Regions from separate parts of the Homo sapiens genome. Here region 1 is linked to region 2. The links are chromatin contacts, found by Hi-C or POLR2A ChIA-PET in ENCODE. All regions are on one chromosome and are shown on one strand. Each heading gives the region's core, a stretch centred on a gene start or an enhancer-like site at or near the end of the contact. The rest is flanking DNA. Distances are from core to core; before and after follow the strand shown. Region 1 overlaps LINC00222 (long intergenic non-protein coding RNA 222). Region 2 overlaps FOXO3 (forkhead box O3).

What was found. Hi-C counts contacts between places; a loop is a spot of excess contacts on that map. ChIA-PET counts read pairs that join two places held with the same protein, here RNA polymerase II (POLR2A). Pooled maps may share reads with other maps.
Region 1: a pooled map shows a loop between it and region 2 (1.8-fold over the local background). The contact joins two enhancer-like sites. A Hi-C loop is called at or near these places in 1 of 50 pooled maps. POLR2A ChIA-PET finds 5 or more read pairs at or near these places in 5 of 52 experiments (K562, MCF 10A, activated CD4-positive, alpha-beta T cell and 1 more).

The regions. Positions count from the first base shown.
Region 1 is chr6:108,763,612-108,766,855 of GRCh38, forward strand. The region is part of intron 3 of LINC00222 (long intergenic non-protein coding RNA 222); the gene reads left to right. Among named protein-coding and RNA genes, the nearest start is that of LINC00222, 14 kb to the left of the region's middle. Within about 2 kb of position 1,265, at least 3 of the 41 ENCODE cell types and tissues checked have a DNase peak (open chromatin) inside an H3K27ac peak, as active enhancers do.
Region 2 is chr6:108,672,041-108,675,162 of GRCh38, forward strand. The region is part of intron 2 of FOXO3 (forkhead box O3); the gene reads left to right. Among named protein-coding and RNA genes, the nearest start is that of LINC00222, 78 kb to the right of the region's middle. RefSeq lists a silencer at 1,606-1,900. Within about 2 kb of position 1,326, at least 4 of the 41 ENCODE cell types and tissues checked have a DNase peak (open chromatin) inside an H3K27ac peak, as active enhancers do.

The sequences.
Region 1 (3,244 bases), core at 15-2,514, 92 kb after region 2:
CGTCTCCTCCTTGGGTTGTTCTGCTCTCCTCCTCACGGTCTCGCTGTTCACATTCTTTTCTGCCTTCTTTATAGTCTTAATTGAGCACCCTGCATGAGCTTCATACACAAAAATCAAATTGTCTCACTTTTCTGTTTCAACCCTCCCCCTCCGCCAGTATTTTCTCAGATCACTTGGAATTAAAAGTGCTGAAGGTGGCTCACAGGCTCCCTGTTGCCCCTCTGCCTTCATCTCTCTGGACTCTCCTTGGCTCAATCCATTCCTGTAACACCCTCTTCTTTGCTGTTTGAATCCCGCTCTTGCCTGGAATATGCTGGCCCAGAAAATCATCACTTGCTCCCTCACTGCCTTCAAAGCTTTGGTCAAATTTACCTTAACAGAGGGGCCTTCCCTGATGTCAGCTCGTGCTCTACACTCCCTGTGCCTCTTAGCACTTATCACTACCTAGACAGTTACTTTATTGTTTGTCTACTGGCACCAGAATGTAAGGTAGGCAGGGACTTTGTCTTGTTTATTCTGTGTCTCCAGAACACAGAACAGTGTTGGGTACACAGTAGGTGCTCAATAAACATTTGTAGAATGAATGAAAGAACAAACAGCTGAAAGGGCCAGCTACAGCCTCCTTGGCTTAGGTGAAGAAGCAAGTTTTTCCCGTTGCATTTTGCACGTGTGCTTCATTCTAGTGGATCCAGAGTCCGTCCTTCCTCTCCTTGTGAATTTTGTCTCAAGGATCTTGTTTGCCTCTTGTGTGACCTCTTTTGGACTGTCCTGGGCGATTCACCCATCTTCTCAAAGAATTGGCCTCGCAGATACCTGGTGACATCGTACGTGACTCTCTACCACAGGTTCTTGTTCATGAGGCTCCAGAACTCCGTTTTACACCATGGGGAGGGCTGATCCTCCACCTGCTGAGGTCTGACCAGGGTCACCAAGGGCAGCACCGGGTTCTCCTTTTGCAAAAGTGCAGAAAAGCAATCATGAAACCATCAGAGGAGAGGATGGAGGTGTGGAGGCCTGCCCAGTCATAGGATTCTGGAGGAGGGATGAGTGCGCTGGGCAGGCTGCTGAGGAGGTGCTGCTTCCTGGTGCCCCCTCCTTTCCAGCACTGTCTCTGGGAAAGGTTGTTGGAACCAGAAAACACACAGCCTTGGTTGATGAAAAGCCTGTTTATTCCTAGTACACTGGACACTTTGTTCAGGAATAGTTCATCCATTTGAAAATATTGCCCTTGTAATGGTGCCAAGGTCATTGCCTGCTGGGGTTATCAGCACTGTGTGTGCCAGCTCTGACTGGGTGTTTTAATAGGTGGATCATTTCCCTGCCAGAGGGACTAAAGAACGTTGAATGGTTAATTTGTATTCAGTGCTATCCCTGCATACAGTCTTCATATTAAGTTTTTGTTGGGACTTTAAGAAAAAAAAAGAGAAATGAATAAATAGGTTAGGATGCAATGAACTGCTTTAAAAAGGAATTTTAAGTGGTACTGACTCATTTTAGAGTTCTCCATACCCATCTGATAATAATAGTATACCTACCTTTGCAAAGTACTGGGGAGTTTGCCAACAACAACAACAACAACAACAAACCCTTGTATTCATTGTCTCCTTTGATGCTCAAATCAATCCTGTAAGGTAGGGTGGTGTGGTCCCCTATTTTAGGTGAGAAAACTGAGGCTCAGGGAAATTAAATGGCTTTTGTCAAACAAGGTCAAAGAATTAACACAGTGGAACCAGCATTGTGACCCACGTCTCTTCATGCCCAGGTTTGACCGTGTCCAGCCCATCATGGTGAGCTGGGCAGGTGTAGAGGGGAAGGATCTAGCTGGGTTTGGACAGAGATGCTTGAAGTGTCGAGGTGAATGTGAGTGAAGAATAATTTTGTTACTAGCTATAGCCCTCTGTCAGCCAACACATGGTAATAAATACAGTTGCTCACCTTGAAAATGGTGTGAAGCCCCTACCTGCCGAGTGGATGATGAGTATCCACTCAAGTGTGGCCAGGCCTGGGGAGGCAAACATCCCAGGCAGCAGCCTGTGGCACTGTGGGAAAATCTCTACTCTGGTTTTTAAGAGATCAGAGTTCTAGTGCCAGCTCCACAGTACATAGGTCCATTGTGTGACTTTGAGCAAACAAGGTCTATAATCTGTAAAAACAGATTTGATCACATCTGTTCATCCCCCTGGTATACACAGCCAAGTTTTATTGCAATGTACCAGTGGCTGGAATAAAGAAATAAAAAGCTCGCCCATCAAGTTTGTGAATGCCATGAAGCTAGAGTGTAGCTAATAATGACAAATGACAGATAAGTTTTCTTGAAGACCTTGAGACTTGTAGGAACATTTAGATGAAACGTCTAAGGTAAATGCACAGAATTGTATTTAGGTTTAACAAAAATTGCACCAGTGACAGCATTTGTTCTTGATGCACATCTTGTTTACTTGTTGAAAGGATTTGTTGAAAGGGAATACACAGGTTTGGGCTCGAGAAGATTTAAGAGTTTTAATTGACTCAAATCTCAATATGAATGGGGATTGACAAAGAAGTTAGCACAACCATGGGCACTCCCAACACAAGTGTAGAATCTAGGACAAGGAACCACATTGGGCTTGCATGCACGGCCAGGAGAGCATTGGGTTCTGTAAGCATGTGCTTAATAAGGTTATTGACAAACTGGAACTAGCGTAAATGGTTGGGAAATCATGGTCTATGTCAGGGGTTTTAAGGCCTGTAAGGAGAACACTTAGTGGGCTGACATGATGGTGGTTTGCACAGAAATAAATGGCAAGGAGGATGAGGAAGTGCATAATCCATGTGGGTATCTGCAGGGCCAAAGCTAATCCAGCAAATGAAACTAAAGGGAGGCAGAGTTTACCTGTAAAAATGGAAGCAGGAGGCCTTGCCAGGTGGTGAGCTTCTTGTCAGATGTGCAGGCAGTGGCAGCCTGACCTCCTTGTGGGGACTGGCGCGGAGGTTCCAGCACCATGTGGGATTGGAGCTAAGGAAGGGCTCTTGACTGACAGCAGCAATCTAGGAAATGGGACAATGAGTGAGATGAAAACTGGAAACGCTCTGTAAATGTGAGGTTGTACTGTTAGGCGCTGAGGAGGAAGGCCCTGAGCATTCCCCTCAACTCAGACTTTCCACCATTCCCAGGTAGGGCGAGAAGTCTCTGTCTATAGTCACTCCTTACTATCTACAGCCAGTCTCTAAGCTCTGCCCATCCCTCTGCATATGCCTGCACACA
Region 2 (3,122 bases), core at 76-2,575:
GAGATGCCCCACCCTGCTCTTTTCAGCTGCCTTAGAGCCTCAAGCCTGAGCCTCTCCTGCTGTTGGGAGGAACCTGGCAATGCCATCTTTGTCTTCCCAATGCCGGTCATCCCAAGCCACTCAGAGAGATAAAGAGCCATTGCAGTCCCTCTTAGGGCTGTCTTGGAGCAGAAAGACTGGCACATGATAGCATGGTGTTGGCAGTAGTCTGGCCTTGGGTCTCCCCAGAGCTGGTGGTTTATCGCTTATTAGTTACTGTGATACAATTTGAGGTTCAGAAAAGACAGTCACTGTACCCTTAACATCTCTTCGAATTCTAAGTTGAGTGAAAACCCAGAAAAAAAATAGGCTGTTCTTCTCTAAGCGCTTCTAAATAAGCAGCAGCCAGGCCAGGGACTAAAATACATCGCCCTGTAGAGCCACTGGACACTGGGATGCAGGTCTTTTGTGTCTTTCCTGCTCAGTAATAGATGTGGACCTTAGTTTGTAATTTTAGGTCGGCTTTGTTTTTTAATAACCTATTTTTTGCTAAAATCCATGGCATTCGTTTATTAAAGAATAGTATCACTTAGTCACGAAGTCTCAGAGGGTAATTCCAGTGTTTCTGAAGGCTAAAACTGTAATTGACAGTCTTGGTTTGATTGAAGGTTTGGATGTCAGTACGTCTCCTCTCTCTCCCTCCCTCTCCCTCTCCCTGTCTCTTCCTCTCTCATCCTCTTTCTTCTTCTTTCTCTCCGTCTCCCTTCCCTCTTCTTTTCCTGCTTTGTCTCTGATGCAAGAAGTCTGAGCCATAAGGTTGTGGGATTTTTTTGTTTCCTTTTTTTTTAAATGTGTTTCTGTTTGTGTGGAGTGTTTGACTTGATTCTTCAGGGGAAATCAGTGACTAAGAAGAGAAGGCCAGAGGTAGAAGTCCAAGAATTCTGAGGTCGAAATTTTCAGTTAATTTCCAGTAGGCCTTCATTTCTGTATATGCCACTGTAATTAATTGGGGCTTTCATTGGTCATTTGTATGTTCAAAAAAGATCAGACAGCAATACCGCCCAACGTAGTTATAAGTAATCAGAAAGTGTCTTGACTGATAGACCTGTTGGAAGGTGACCCTAATGTTTACCTGAAAATGCTGCCTGCCCACCGAGTAACAAAAGCCAAAGCACTCCCTGCCCCACTCGTCAGGTTCTACTCAGACTGCCCTGCTGGCTGGAGTGGGGTGCCCCATGGGAGGCAGCCCCAGCCGGCACTTACACCAAGGTGCAGGTGCAGGCCAAGCTGTAAGAAGAGGGCCACCGGGGCCACACACGCAGATTCCCCTCACTACCGGAATCTGCACACCTGGCCAGGGCACTCCTTTGTCTCCCTCAGTTGTGGAGCCACCCTGGAGTTCCTCTCAGTTCCTCTGTGGCACTGGTGTGATGGTTGTTACATGGCCACCATCTGTGTCACCTGTGTGTCCTGGTCATACCTTACAGGTGGTTTGGACTATTTGTAGAACTCAACTAGCTGATTCTGTGTTTTCAGTTTCAGAATCACTTGGAAAAATTAGATTGTCTCTCAGAATCCTGTGTATCTAAAGCAGGAAAAGAGCGCTTTAGAGATCCTCCCTTCAGTATTTGGTAGCTAAACCCTGAGATGGACTGGCAATTACACCTGCATTTCCACCCACCCTCCAGGGATCTAGGGCATCCCAGCCTGCACACTCCTATCATTCATCCCTGCCCCGCCCCCCACATACACACACCCCAGTAAATGCAGTGAAGAGTCATACAGGATAGGGTCACACCCAGCAAACATAAACATTGTGATATGCAGGTCATGTTTGATGACTGAACATTTCCTCCTGTACTACAATTCCCTATTGTTTTTAAAAGGTGAATCACTTTATTGACAGCAGCTTGAAACTTAGAGTAGCAAGACTCTTAATTTGGGGGCTGGTGGTAAGGATATCTATGGTGGGATGTACAGAAAGGATAGGAGAAGATAAACCTTTTATTAAATACTTGAGAATTAGTTGAATGTTAAAATCGTGCCTTGTATTGATTTCATCTGTAAGAAATAGGAGTTTTAGAAATTGAATGATTGGAAACCATCCTTTTCACATAAAGTACTGCAAATCCTAGGTCATATCCCACCAGGCAGTAGGTTCTGCCTGGACTCAGACTAACTCTTGGCAAATATGAGTAGGTCATGGAAGCAGTTGCAATGAAAGGATGCTGAGTGTTTGAGTTGGCAAAGAGGAAGAGAGGGTTCTTCCAGGAGGATGGTTCTTTGATTGATTCAGCCAACATTTATAGTGCATCCATTTAGTACTTTCAACTTACCAGGTTCCTTGGGACATCAAGAAAACTGTTGTTTCTTTCACTGGAATATGTGCTGCACGAGGGAAGATACCAGACAGTGCTCTTAAAGTAGTAGGTGCTCCATAAGTGTTTGATTTGATTTGAAGACTTTGCTTAGCTTTCAAGGAGTTCAACATGTTAGGAGCTCAAAGTCCCTGAAAAAGTTGCCATTTCAGGCACATTATGATTAGATACTAGGTGAGTGACTTAAGAATTGAGTCAAGGATAGCGTAGGGAAGGTGGGGCTGCAGGAGCCATCTGAACATGTAGGTGATTTGCTGGGTGGTAAGAAGAGCCGTCCAGGCAAAGTGTCTTTGAACCTGACCCATCGGACAAGCGGAGGGTTTGTTCCCAGAAGCAGTAGTGGGCCTTAAAGCATGGATGAGGACAGTGGAACCTGATCCCACAGGCCTTTACCAGCTAAGGGTTTTGGATATTATAATAAAGTTAAATAACCATGAATTCAGAGAGGATCCAGACACCCTTTAAAGGCTTTTTGCCTAAAAACTGGGCCTTTAAAAAGAACATAATCTAAAAGTGTACATACTATTATACGTGGTTTGCAAATCTGAGAATCTTAAGAAAATACTAAATCTCTGCAACTTTGCTATTGACAGTAAATCAATACCTGTCATATTTCTGCCACATTAGTATTCATAGTCGACTCTGGATATGTGAAAAATATTGGTTAACATAATCCCTGCCTCAACATAAAGTCAGAGATAGGGATTTATCTGTCCCTATCTCTGATAGGGATAGATCAGATAGTTTAAGATAGGGCATTCTTAA